2 separate regions of the Mus musculus genome follow, and region 2 is linked to region 1. The links are chromatin contacts, found by Hi-C in ENCODE. All regions are on one chromosome and are shown on one strand. The core of a region is the stretch at or near the end of the contact, and the rest is flanking DNA. Distances in the headings are between cores, read along the strand shown. Region 1 holds the start of Cops8 (COP9 signalosome subunit 8). Region 2 holds the start of Clasp1 (CLIP associating protein 1).

Evidence for each region. A loop is a pair of places that touch in the nucleus more often than their neighbours do.
Region 2: a loop to region 1 is called in a map of T-helper 2 cell, with 15 times the contacts of the local background. The contact joins the promoter of Clasp1 here to the promoter of Cops8 in region 1. A Hi-C loop is called at or near these places in 2 of 37 maps with a recorded cell type or tissue (T-helper 17 cell and T-helper 2 cell).

What each region holds. Positions count from the first base shown.
Region 1 is chr1:90,600,472-90,607,494 of GRCm38, reverse strand. It overlaps Cops8 (COP9 signalosome subunit 8), which reads right to left and starts at 4,070. Exons shown (of 8, transcript NM_133805.3): 1 at 3,868-4,070; 2 at 3,050-3,120; 3 at 1,983-2,031; 4 at 826-958. The coding sequence starts at 3,945.
Region 2 is chr1:118,384,022-118,390,554 of GRCm38, reverse strand. It overlaps Clasp1 (CLIP associating protein 1), which reads right to left and starts at 1,497. Exons shown (of 43, transcript NM_001359328.1): 1 at 1,034-1,497.

The DNA.
Region 1 (7,023 bases), core at 2,821-5,320:
AACGTAAGAGCTCATTGTATGATGTGTGTGGTGGGCCCACAAAGAGTGTGTATGCATTCTGCTCTTACAGGACCAGAATCTGTTTCCTAGCTCCCATGCTGGGTGGCTCAGAAATGTCAGTGAGTCCACTCCTAGAGGATACAATGCTGCTTGCCTGGATTGGATCCCCTGAGCAATAAAAAGAACTCGAGTGACCCAGAAAGACCCAAAGCATGGCAACATGAGAAAGGAAGGCGGCAGGGGCAGAGCTATCATGTGTCAGGGCCACACCATGCCAGCCTCTAACCTTACACAACTGAGCCTCGAGGCTCCTTGACGGTTCCTTTTACAAGATGTATAGAGGGGACATAACAGTTATCAAAGACCAAGGTTGACAAAGTCCAAAGTCTAGTTGCTACTTTCAAATACACAGACAAAAAGTCTTGACCTGCAGATACCACGACCTTTCGATTATTGCCTGGTTTCATGTTAGCAGCAAAGAACACTTTCACAAGGCCACACGTGAAACACACCAGTAACCCAAAAAGGAAAGGGCAGTATGGACTACACAGCGAGACTCTGTCACAAACTTTCTGTTACCACAAAAGTAATAATGAAGAGGATAAAAGATACTGCCAATGAGCTAACTGCGACCTGGAATCCACAGCAACACCCTCTGCTCCTGGTCTATTCCCCAGAATGCCCAGTACTGAGACGAAGAATCACAATCAGCTTAGATCTAGCTCAAGTCTCAAAGGGAGTCCCAAATCAGAGCTGTCCAGTTTATCAGTACACGCTCCAAGGACAGCCTGAACGCAACATGACTTAACCACAAGGAAACACTACCTCTAAGGGCTTCCATGATTGGCTGCACAGTCTCTGACCACTGGTGGGCGTTGATGGTTGTATAGATCCCAGGGAAATCTCTTTGCCAGATTCGCTGTCCAACTGACCAAATTCCCCCAAGTTCAGAATTTGCCTGAAATAAAAATTGTTGTCTTTGAAAGCATTCACTGTAATTAATAATGATCATATCTTTAAAAATATCAGAAATGACAAAATTTGTTAGCTGTATCATTAAAATATACTCTATTCATTCATTTTAGGAGATGAAATTACTTTTCTGACAGGTGTATCCAGCGTGCAGGCCACAGGGCTAAGAACAGGTATAAACTGGGAACCCTTTTCTTCTAGGTAACTTGCATACCCAGTTCTAGACTATGAACTCTGCAGATGATAACACTGCTTTGCAATGTCCAGAGGTTGGCTCTGCCTGATTCTAAAATGCTGTGAGCAGTTATATTAACAATTTCTATAATTAATGTTTTTATTGCAACTACAAATGAAAGCATGAGAAAGTAAAATATACTTCAGAATGAAGACTTGGGATCAATTATTGTAGGCACTGCTGTTTAAATTTAAGACGCTAGCACTTCTCCATGGAAGAAAACTAGCAGAAAGCTGATTATCAAGGCCCTGTCAATTAGAGCCTACTTGCAGGGCTCCCACTCTTATCAGCTGAGCTGTTTCATTCTTATTGAGTGCAGCTCCCGTCTTACAAACAGAATGGAAAAGGAAGCAAGTGAAATAAATCTTACTTCCTTCTACCTGGCAAGACACTTTTCACAGGTTACTTCATTTATTTCATCTTCATCCCAAGTAAGACATCTAATTAAAACAGTGATCTTAATGCAGTGAATATCTGTGTAAACAATGCCAGTTTACAAATAGCTATCATTACAGCAAATCAAGTAGTCTGCTGAAATGCCTCAGCCCCTCAGCCCCCTCTGTACCGAACTGGCCAGTTCACATCAGCATGGCAGGCCTTGTGAAACCATCAGCACATGAACCATTCCATTAGAGAAACAGATGGTTTGGAACTTTAACCTTCACTTAACAACGGTTCCTGTGATATATATGGGAAAGAAAGAGGACTTGTAGGCTGTCATTTAAGTAAATGCCAGTATTCTAAAAGCAACAGGGGACACCGCAGGATTACTTACAGACTTTATAGCAGGTGGTATCCTCTTCCACAGATATCTTGCATTATTCCTGATTTACACAAAGATGAGTTACAAAATAGTCACCTCAGTCAATACATAAAATTACAGGCCGAAACACCAAAACAGGCCATGGCACAACTCAGTTTTATATGAATTTGTTGAGGAAAAGCAATTAAAAAAAAAAAAAAAAAAGGAGGACATGAAATAACCTTTTCCCAGGTTAATTAAAAAAATTTTTTTTAGGAGTTCTTTTTAAACTAACAATTCAGATCCTAAACCATAACAACACATTCAAACCACAGACTTACACACAACCACTCAGGTACAAACAATGTGTCCATTTCGAGGCTTTGGGTATCCCTCGCAATACAGGCATACACTGTGCTGTTATAATCTGGAGCCCTTCTCCTAGTGAGTCGTAAGACACACGATTATATGTATAATGAAGAAACTCAGTGTAGTTTCTGTAAAAATATCACAGTAGGTTTGGAACTGCACCAGGCCTCTATTCTCTAGCCCTCTCAAGCTCCTGCCTCCCACCCAGGAAGACTAATTCAAACATGTCTACCTCCCCTGGTTCTCCCAGTGTTCCTTCCCAGCCCCAGCTTTTTTGCTCCTACTGAGTACATATACAGTTGCTTTGGTTTTATTTGTTTGTTTGTTTAGATAGGGTTTCTCTGTGTAGCCCTGGCTGTACTGGAGCTGGACCTATAGACCAGACTGACCTCAAACTCAGAGATCTGCCTGCCTCTGGCTCCCAAGTGGGAGGATTAAAGGTGTGCGCCACCACCCAGTTTCTGAGTAAATATAAGTAAAAAGAAAAAAAAAACATGATTTTTTTTTTAAACTCCATTGGTTCTTGATGCTAATTTCTCACAAGAACTTACCATGTTTTTAGGTGTATGTAAGACATACACGACAAGAAAAATATCGAGCTTATTTATTCTTAATTATGACAAAAAGGGAAACAGATATAACAGGATTACAGTAAAAGACACCTATCTGCTGCATGTACTCCTGCATCATCTCAAGGAAGCTTTTCGTTTTAGGTAAAAGGTGCTACTTACATGTCGTTCTGGAGCAAGTACAAAGCTAGAAGCTGACCGTACACTGGCGGTGTGGCAATTCCTCCAGGAGCCTAGAGAGCGAAAAAAGAGGGGAAAGCCTCACTTCCTAATACACTTTCAGAAAAGAGAAAATGAAAACTTAAAAAGTAAGTTTTCCAGCACTACTATAGATGCAGAAAAATGCTTAGGGAAGTATCAAAGGTTAAAACCTGAGTTTAGATCTGTTGTGAGCTGTCATTTATCTGCAGTTGGATATCAGTTTCTTTCCATAGTCACAAATATGTAAGTGACATTACCTCGGAAGGTCAGGTCTCAAATTAAAAAAAAGGGGGGGGGGACTACTTCCAACAGGTTCTTAATGCACTATTTTTCTGGCCGTTATCTTAAAAGCTTAAGTAAGCTTAAGACAGAAGACTACCAAAAGGTAGTTATAGAGGCCTGTCTCTCTTCAATCTTTATTCATTCAGCAAGGTCTGCTAAAGGCTCATCCGCAAGCTGCTGCTGTCTCCTTTAGTCCGTGAGCCCCCGCCCTCCCTTTTTTTTTTCCTTTTTCTTTCTTTTTTATTTTTATTTTTTATTTTTGGGGTTTTCATAGTTCAAGCTGGCTTCGAATTCACCGGCAATCCTCTCGCCTCCGCCTGACGTGTGCCCACCGGAGTCCTGTGCCACTGCGCCCAGCCTATTTAGCGAACTTAACTTAACGTTACAAATGGAAGCAGCATCTCTTGATGAACCCGGAGTGTGCGCCCCGCAGGCCGCGGCCCGGCCCGTTACCCTGGAAACGGCGCCCACCCGACCGCCCCACCCTGCGGCGCTACCTCGAGTTCCTGGTTCTCGCACTGATCCAACAGCTTTCTGAAACTGAAGGCGTTGTCCGCCATCACCGCCACTGGCATCTTCCCGGCCGCTCTCGCCGCCACCACCTCTGCCAGACCAAAGCACAAGCTGGCCCTCGGGGCGTCGCGCCCGCGATGAGGTAAAGGAGCTGCCTCTCAGTACGCATGGGCGAGCGTGTCGTCACTTCCCGAGCGACGCCGTAGCGGAATACAAGGGCGGCGAGCGCTCTGCCCCAACGTCTCGGTGCTCTGGAGGACCCGCCCCAGGCTAGGACGAACCGGCTTTCTGAGTCAGAGCCCTGCGATCCGGAAGGGTTCGGCTGCGGCTCGGATTATCCGCACGGGGAAATGATAACGGGACTACATTTTTCCACAACCAAAGTTGCCGTGGGAGAACAGTAAAACCGTTGGACCTCCACGTGTTTCGAGAGCGCTGAACTGTACTTCTTCTAAGCTAAAGTGTTACATACAAGTCCAAGAAACTCCAAACCTGAAACTCTTCTTGGTTTGGGTTATGCACACACCCCTCTTCTAACAATTCACTTAGCAGCCTGACTCTCACCTACACCTACTATGCGCACGCGCACGCGCACACACACACACACACACACACACACACACACACACACCTTTTTCTGAAAAAAAAAAAAAAAAAATCACCTAGCAATTGTCAGCAAACCAGGACCCCTGTTCACAACCTGCATGGAACTGCATGCAGACAAACCCTCTCCAAGTAATGGGATAAGTTTCTTCGCTCTCTGCGGACCATCGAACAGATTCTATTCAGTAATAATCCAGTTAGGTGCATTATGAGGCCAGGAGGTCTGATCTAGCCTGAATTGGTTTTAGGTGCCTGCCCAGGAGGGTGAACCATGTCTTCTAAGTGAATTTGCTGAGAGAAACTCCTATTTACTGTCTTCTGCCTGTGCGTGCTTGTGAACGCTTTTGATTAAAATCAAATACATTTTAATAATAAAATTATTTAATAAAATTCAATAATTTTACATATTGAGACATGCACAATAGAAAAGGGAGGTAACATAACTAAATTGTTTTTTCTGTTTTTGTTTTGTTTTTGGTGTGTGTGTGTGTGTGTGTGTGTGTTTTGGTTTTTCGAGACAGGGTTTCTCTGTATGGCCCTGGCTGTCCTGGAACTCACCCTGTAGACCAGGCTGGCCTCTGCCTCCCAAGTGCTTGGATTAAAGGCTTGTGCCACCACTGTCCGGCAAAATTTTTCAATCAAAACAGAATGCAGTGCTCCTTAGCAATAAGACTCCTCTCAAAGCTCATAAAAACCCCAAACAGTAATTGGGGCTCTAGAGTATGCTGGCTCATGTGGCCAGCGGTCACTCTTGACAGCATATTTCTTTCTGATCTGTAGTATGGCTTTGCTTTTGCATAAAGTTTCCTTGCTACTTTGCAAACCTGGGTGCCTGAATTTCAGTTCTGGGCATGAGAGGTAAAAACACCCAGCCAGACCCTAGTCAGTGCTCAGACACAGCAAGCAATGGTCCGGACACCACACCTGCCCCCTGCTGTCTTCTCTGGCAGAACTGGAGACTGGAACACAGGCCTCGTGCATAGTTTTAGCACTGAGCTGTGCCCCCGGGTCTCCTTTTACTTACTGGTAGACAAGGTCTTACTAAGTAGCCCAGGCTGGCCTTGAACTTTTGGAAAAGCTCCAAACCTAACTCTCACTTCTCTCTCTGCCTGCCTCAGGCTCAGCAGACCAGCACAGTGTTATCACCTGTGTACCTGTGTACATCTCATGTGCGCGTGCACACATACACACATACACAGACACACACAGACACACCAGAGACACACACAGAGACACACAGACACACATACACACAGACACACACAGACACACACAGACACACACACACACACACACACACACACACACACAAGGTGAGTGAAGTCTTTCTAGCCTGGGCCAGTGGTGTGCCCGACCTTTCCTGGTCTCCTGATAAGCAAGTCCCCCTTCACTATTCCCTGCCCAACGTCTTTTCTTTGAAGCACACACCATACCTTTTTGTTCTTCTGCTCAAACGCATGTGAACAAAAGTTCCCATAAAGAAGCTATCCCTTACAGACTAATTGACTGACTGATTAACGTTTCAGGGGTTGGGAAGAGGTTGGGGGGTTGCAGGTTCATAGTATAATGGTACTTTATCCTGGCCTGTCTTCTGTTCCCTTGACAGCTAGCCCTTGCCCAGGTGTGTCTGACCTAATAGCCTTCTGACTGTTGAGCGAAACCATTTGAAATATCGTAACTCTATGGGCTCCTCCCTCCTTGGAACTGTGTACACATTGCTTACTCAATTATGCTGTGACTCACTTTCCTCCTGTGATATGGAGGCCTGCTGACCCTGTGCCATTTTTTCCCCCAGGAAGTTTTATGCTTGGAGTATGGAAGTCAACATTGGCATATAAAAGCAAGGAGCCTGGAAACCCCCTTCCCCACAAGGTTGACATACAGCAGAGTCCTGGCCAGCAGAATGTATGCACAGTCTGTGGTTAATGCACACTGAGCCTTTGACCTTTCTCCAGCTCTGCCCCACTTCATCTCTCAGAAGTGCATTTTTGCCTTACTGAACTCTCTCTTCTACTGTTCCTATCCACATGTCTCTGTCTATATCCTTGTTTAGGGACTTAAGAACCTAGAAATCTCTGGGAGTGCCCAGCAGACCCCATATTTGCCTATAACACTGGTGTACTGAATGCTATATGGAAAGGCAGTAGACATTCTTATGACAGATTTCCCTCAACTTGTGTGTGCTCTGTTTTCTTAATGTTCATCACTGGTAAAGCCCACATTTTAGATAAACATATTAAACAGTTGAAGACAGTAACAGCCAATGCTGATGATTTCAGTGTAATAGAGATTCCTGTTTAGAAACAATTATGTTTAAAGTTCTAGTTATAAAGATTAGGGGATGGAGAGATGGCTTGGCAGTAAAAGCACATGGTTCTCTTGAAAAGGACCTGAGTTTAGTTCCTACCACCCACTTCAGGAAGCTCGAAAAGCAATTGCCTATAACGCCAGCTCTGGAATCCATCACCTCCGAACTCCAAGAGTGCTGGTGCCCCTGCACACACACACACACACACACTCAATAATAATAAATAGTT
Region 2 (6,533 bases), core at 248-2,747, about 28 Mb before region 1:
GGACTGGAGCGTCCAAAGCGCTCATTGCCACATCACAAATTAAAGTATCAGGTTTAAAGAACTCACAGGTTCCACCATTAGGTCAGTGTTTCATGAACGGATCCCGGCACAGAAATCCATCCGGATGCGACACACATGCTTTAAGGCTCCAACTAATTGTTCTTTTAATTTAAGAAATAAACACAGTTATTTTTAAAATCTAGATATATTATGTAATGAGATTGACTTTGGAAAACCCCACACTCATCCAAGCAACTCATAAAATGGAAAGCAAGATTCAATCCGCTCCATTGTATCCAACCAGACCAACGTGCAAGATCACACACTCATCTTCGTCAGAGCGGCTCTGCCAATACCGAAGAACAACAAAGGCAAGTTGGAGAGGCTGCACAGGCTTAACTCAGCGCTTGTCCGCTCTTCCCTGCTTCGCAAAGATCCTATATGAGGGGCCCTCCTGGGACAAGGGGACCTTCCGCACCCCGCTGGGCCCCGGCTGCTCCGCTTTTGTCTGGCCCAGGCTGGGGGCACCGGCCGCCCGGCCTGCCTCCCCGACAACCCCTTCTTCCCTCTGAATCTTTCTCCACACCCATCACTCGCCGATGATTAGTTGTAGTGAGGTTTTCTCTCCTGGAGCCCCTTCCCGCTCAGTGTAATCTCGGTTCCTTTCAAAGAGATCCCGGGGCTGCTTTGGCGTCTCCCAAGCCGGCCAGGGGAGACTCCGGGTCAGGAAGGGGCCCCGGGGTGGGGTCTGAAAGAGACAGTCACACAAAGCCAGGCTTGACCCCACAGTCGCCCCACCTCCCCTCTGCAAAGCAGCCTACAATCAGAACTGAAGCCGGAGGCCGCGCGTCCTGGGTCCTCACCCAGATCCCATCCCAGGGCCGCCCCCTCCCCCAAAAGTGCACCCCAGAGCGGCTGACAGCACTGGACACCGTCCCCACCCGGACCCTGCGCCCGCCGCCGCTCGGAAAAGAAGCAGGGCCCTCCAGTGGACTCCATTCTGAGCATTCTTCGTCTTAAACCCGGTACTTACAGTTCTATTATTCACTACTGTTGCGGCTGCGGACCGGACAGCCACCGCCTTCTCCTCCACCCCAATGAGGTTAAGCGCTTGGTGCGGGGATTAAAAAAAAAAAAAAAAAAAATGAAAAACCAAAATGCGCCTGCGCAGAGAGGTCTCCCTGTGTCCTCTTACCGCCACCGGCCGGGCTGAACCATAGAGACTGTAATCTCAGCCCAGAGAGGTGGCTTCCTCTCTATGGTAACGCCCAGCGCTGGGGCCCGCATGAAGTTTCAGGTCCCGCCGCCTTTGCCTTTGACCCGAATGGCGACCCGTAGCATAAAGGTGCTTTAATAAAAAAAGGTGACCAAGGAGAATTTAAGGAATGTTTAGAGCCTTTAAAGGAGAGGAAGCAAAACTCGAGCAAGACTAGGAGAAGGCTGTGCGATAAAAGAGCTAGAGAGGAGTCAGGAGCGCTTCCAGCCGGAACTTCCTTTGATTGTCGAGGTGTTTGATACTTGAATTAAACAATCTTTCACTTCTGGGTTACGGGTGCCCGCTATTTACCGGGCGACTTCAGTGAAAGAAATTGGCCCCCGCGACTTCCCGTAGCTGACAGCGCGTTGGGCTTGTCCTGAATATGCGTACAAGCGCTGCTACCGGAAGCCCAGGTTTTAAACCGTTCTTCGCGCTTTAGCGAGCCAGGGCGCGAGGTGGAGGCTGCTGAGATTGGTGTGAGAGTGTGCCAGTTTCTTTTCTAAGTTCCTTCACAACAACGTCGCCTCGCGTCCCGCGTGGCCTTCAGGTTATATCTGAGGTTTTTGGGCTATGCAGATTGCAGCGCTACTTTCAAGGAGCCTAAGGACGCCCTGTTTTGTCCTTCTACGCCCGTGTGCTACCCAACAGTTTGGATTTGAGAGCTTTTGTGTTGCAGTTGTACACTGGTGAAAATCACTTTTAAAGTGTCGGATTGGCTTCCTCTGTCAAGACTGGGTGTTTATGGGGACTCTTTTGTGCGGGAATGTGTATGTATTGGGAGATGTGTGATAACGCCGTCAGATCTTCCGGACTTGGAAAGGCAAGCCAAAACAATAAAGCCAATCACAGACCTGTGTGGTGCAGAAAAGGTATAGGATTCACATGCAGGACGGGACTCGTGATTGAATATAGAAAAAGTAACATCTTTAAGATGTAAATGCAAGCAAGTTTACTAACCGTGGGTGGAAAACCCTGAAGCGCGTTCTAGAAAGAAATACCGCCGGGTCAAGGGCCGAGCGGAAGTGGGTGGTATGCTGGGAGAACAATGTGTGGAGAGTAGTCAACTGGAAAGGAAAAGAGAAACCCAAGAAAAGTTTGATAAGTTCAATGGGAAGGAATTTGTGCATATTAACAAAAGAAACGTTGTAGCTGGTTTTTATTGTACAGTTCAGTGCACTTACATTGTTAAGTAGCCACTCTTCTGCTTTCTTTTTGTCATACAAAAAATGCACCTGTTAATTTGTAATTCCTCTTTACCTTTAGCTCTGATTACCACCATTCTGCTTTCTATGGATTAAAATACTGAGAGTATTTTGAAAGTGGAGTCATATAGTCTTGGTCTTTTTATTTTTTTTAAGATTTATTTATTCATTATATGTAAGTACACTGTAGCTGTCTCAGACACACCAAAATAGGGCATCAGGTCTCATTATGGATGGTTGTGAGCCACCATGTGGTTGCTAGGAATTGAACTCAGGACCTCTGGAAGAGCAGTCAGTGCTCTTAACCGCTGAACCATCTCTCCAGCCCAGTCTTGGTGTTTTTATAACTGGTTCATTTCACATAGTCTAATAGACTCCAGAGCTGTCAGTGCATGTTGTAGCATGTGTCCAGAGTGCCCTCTTTAAAGCTGAATAATGTGTCAGTACATGCATTCACCACCCTGGCTACTTTCGTCATTTGCTATTCTACACAATGTTGTGAACATGGATATCGGTCTGTCTTTAGGATTCTACTTTTAGGGACACAGGAGATGACTCAAGATGACTGAATAAAGGCACAAGCTGACAAGCCTGGTTACCTGAATTCTGTTCTCCACAATGGAAGGGGAGAACAAGTTATCTGCTCACTTCCACATGGCCATTATGGCCCATAAGCTCAATAAATACTCAACACAAACATAAATAATGAACAAATGAGTGAATGATTTTTTTAAAAGGTCACGTTTAATAGAAAAGTTGGAAACAAAATGAAGATAGCCACACTTGATTCATATTGTTACTCATACCTTTACTAGAGATGGTTACATAGTAAAAAAGAAAAAGAAAAAAAAAAAGAATGTTTGGTATTGTTTGCAAAGCAGTGGAGGAATAGGACCTCACTTGCTAATCAACTGCTCTAAGAGGGAACTAACCTCCCCCTGAACTCCAAGAACTATTTTAAAAAGTGACTCACCCAGAAGTCAGAAAGCTAAATGTACTCTTCATTTATACAGAGCAGTTATGTAGGAACAGACCTATACCAGGTATTGTGCTCAGTGATGAAATTATCAAAGTTCTGTGTTACGTATAGGTTGAGGGGAGGCCCAACAACCGTGCATCCCACAAGTGGTCAGAAAAGTACAGTGCCTTAAGAACTGGCAGCTCACTGCTGAGAACAAGAAGATTGAAAGAAAACACCTGGACACAAAAGAGTGAGGTTTATTCAAGGTGGGGATACTGTGCTGGGCATCAATCAGGGCCTTGTGCATGCTGTGCAAATGCTTATTGCCAGGCTATGAACCACAGACTCAACAAAAGCTAAGTAACAAGGAGGGCCCAAGGCGGGTGATTGATCTCACTGAGAAGAGGAAATGGACTAGACATTGGTGGGGTTGATGGAAGGAGGGAACTGGGTTAAAAGCTTAGAATTAGCAAACTGACACCAAAACGTTCACTGTCATAATGGTTTGGGGACTTTTTTGGTTTAGTTTTTCACTGTACATTTGCCTGGTTTATGGTTCATAGCATGGTTATCCTGTACTTTATGACTAATATCCACTTATGATTATGTACATACTGATACATTATTCTCCACCAGTGAAATGAGCCAATTCAAGCCAAGTTAGAATATATAAGGGCAGGTTTATTGGGAAACCACTCTCAGACAGGTTCACTGGTCCCAAAGAACAAGGCCAGGGAAGTCACTGTGGGGAAGGAGAGAGGGGACGAGAGAGAAAGCCTGTGCATGCAGGGAGAAAGAAAATGTGGGAGAAGTGGGGTAGCAGAGGGCAGGGTATGCCAGACATGCCATGGAACAGGTAGGGACTGAGGGATACTAGGAGAAGCTGGAGGCCAGGAACACTTTGGTATGTTAATACACACCTCATTTCCTTGTCGCAAGTCTGAGTCCAAACACATACCATGTTTGTCTTTCAGGGTTACCTGACTTAAGATGATCTTTTCCATTTGCCTACAAATTTCATGATGTCACTGTTTTAATGGCTGAGTAATACTCCATTGTATAAATGTACCATATTTTCCTTATCAGTTCAGTCAAGGAACATCTAGGCTGTTTACAGTTTCTGGCTATTACGAATAAAACTGCCATGAACGTAGTTGAGCAAGTGTCCTTATGACATGGTGGGACATCTTTTGGGTATATGCCCAGAAGCGGTATGGCTGGGTCTTGAGGTAGAACTATTCCAAATTTTCTGAGAAAATTTGATTTCCAAAGTGGCTGTACAGTCTGCCAGCAGTGGAGGAGTGTTCCCCTTGCTCCACATCCACGCCAGCATGAGCTGTTGCTTGAGTTTTTGATCTTAGCCATTCTGACAGGTGTAAGATGGAATCTGAGAGTTGTTTTAATTTGCATTTCCCTGATGACTAAGGATGTTGAAATTTTCTGTAAGTGCTTCTCAGCCATTAGAGATTCTTCTGTCAAGAATTCTCTGTTTAGATATGTACACCATTTTCTGATTGGGTTATTTGGTTTGTTAATGTCTAATTTGAGTTCTTTATATATTTTGGGTATCAGCCCTTTTGTCAGATGTAGGGTTGGTGAAGATCTTTTCTCACTCTGTATTTGGCCATTTTGTCTTCTTGACAGTATACTTTGCCTTACAGAAGCTTTTCAGTTTCATGAAGTCCCATTTGTTAATTATTGATCTTAGTCCCTGAGCTGTTGATGTTCAGGAAATTGCCTCCTGTGCCAATGTGTTCAAGGATATTCTCCACTTTCTCTTCTATCAGGTTTAGTGTAGCTGGTTTTTGAGATCTTTGATCCACTTGGATTTGAGTTTTGTGCAGGGTCATAGAGATGGATCTATTTGTATTCTTCTACATGTAGACATCCAGTTAGAACAGCACCATTTGTTAGAACAGCACCATTTGTTGGAAATGCTTTCTTTTTTCCATTGACCAGTTTTGGCTTTTTTGGTTTGGTTTGGTTTGATTTGGTTTGGTTTTTTGTTTTTGTTTTTGTTTTTGTTTTGTTTTGTTTTTTGGTCAAAAAACAAGTGTTCATTGGTGTGTGGATTTGCTTCTGGTTCTTCAGTTCGATTTCATTAATCAACCTGTCTCTTTTTATGCCAGTACCATGCAGTTGTTTTATTTTTTAATTTTTAAATTATTTATTTACTTTTTTATTTTATGTACATTGGTGTTCTACCTGCTTACATATGTTTGTGAAGATATAAGAGCTCCTGGAACTGGAATTTCAGATAGTTGTGAACTGCCATGTGCATGCTGGGAACTGAACCTGAGTCCTCTGGAAGTGCAGTCAGTGCTCTTAACACTGAGCCATCTCTCCAGCCCCCACCATGCTGTTTTTATTACTATTGCTCTGTAGTACAGTTTGATGGGATTAAAGGCATGCCCTACTACCACCTGGCTTGGTTTGTTGTTTTTGGAGGGGGTGTTTTTAATATGTGTATGTGTCTAGTCTATGTATCTAGGTGCCTGTGGAAGTCAGAACAAAATGATGGATCCCTTGGAGCTGAATTTACAGGCGGTTGTGAGCTGATGGATGTGCATGCTAGAGAAACCATGGCTATTTTCGAAAGACTAGATATTTGCGAGAGAGTGGATATTTTAGAGAGGCGTGACCTTTGAAAGAGACGTCGAATGTTTTAAAGGGAATACACTTAAAGTGCTTGCATTTTTGAAGATTGGCACTTTTGTGTTGTGATCTTAAAATTAATATGAGACCTTGAGGATGAGTAACAAGGGAGAGTCATGTTTTGCTGCATTCACAGATACAGAGTCCATGGGTAAGAAGACTCTTGGTTAGGATTTCTATTGCTGGATAAAAATCCGTGACCAAAAGCAACTTGGGAGAGGAAATGGTTTATTTCACCCTACACTTTCAATGTGTAGGGTGTGAAGAGTTCAGTGTTGGACTCTGGCATTACTCATGATCCTCTGAGCTCCCTGCAAAGGGCTTGGGCCACTTCTCTAATTCCACCTCCTGCAGTACACGTAGCTCATCTCCTAGGTTCACGCTGGCTTTGCTCCATAGCAGTTGCTGTTCTTGGTTGTTGTTCTGTGCTTCTGGCGTCTTCTAAATGCTGGGATCT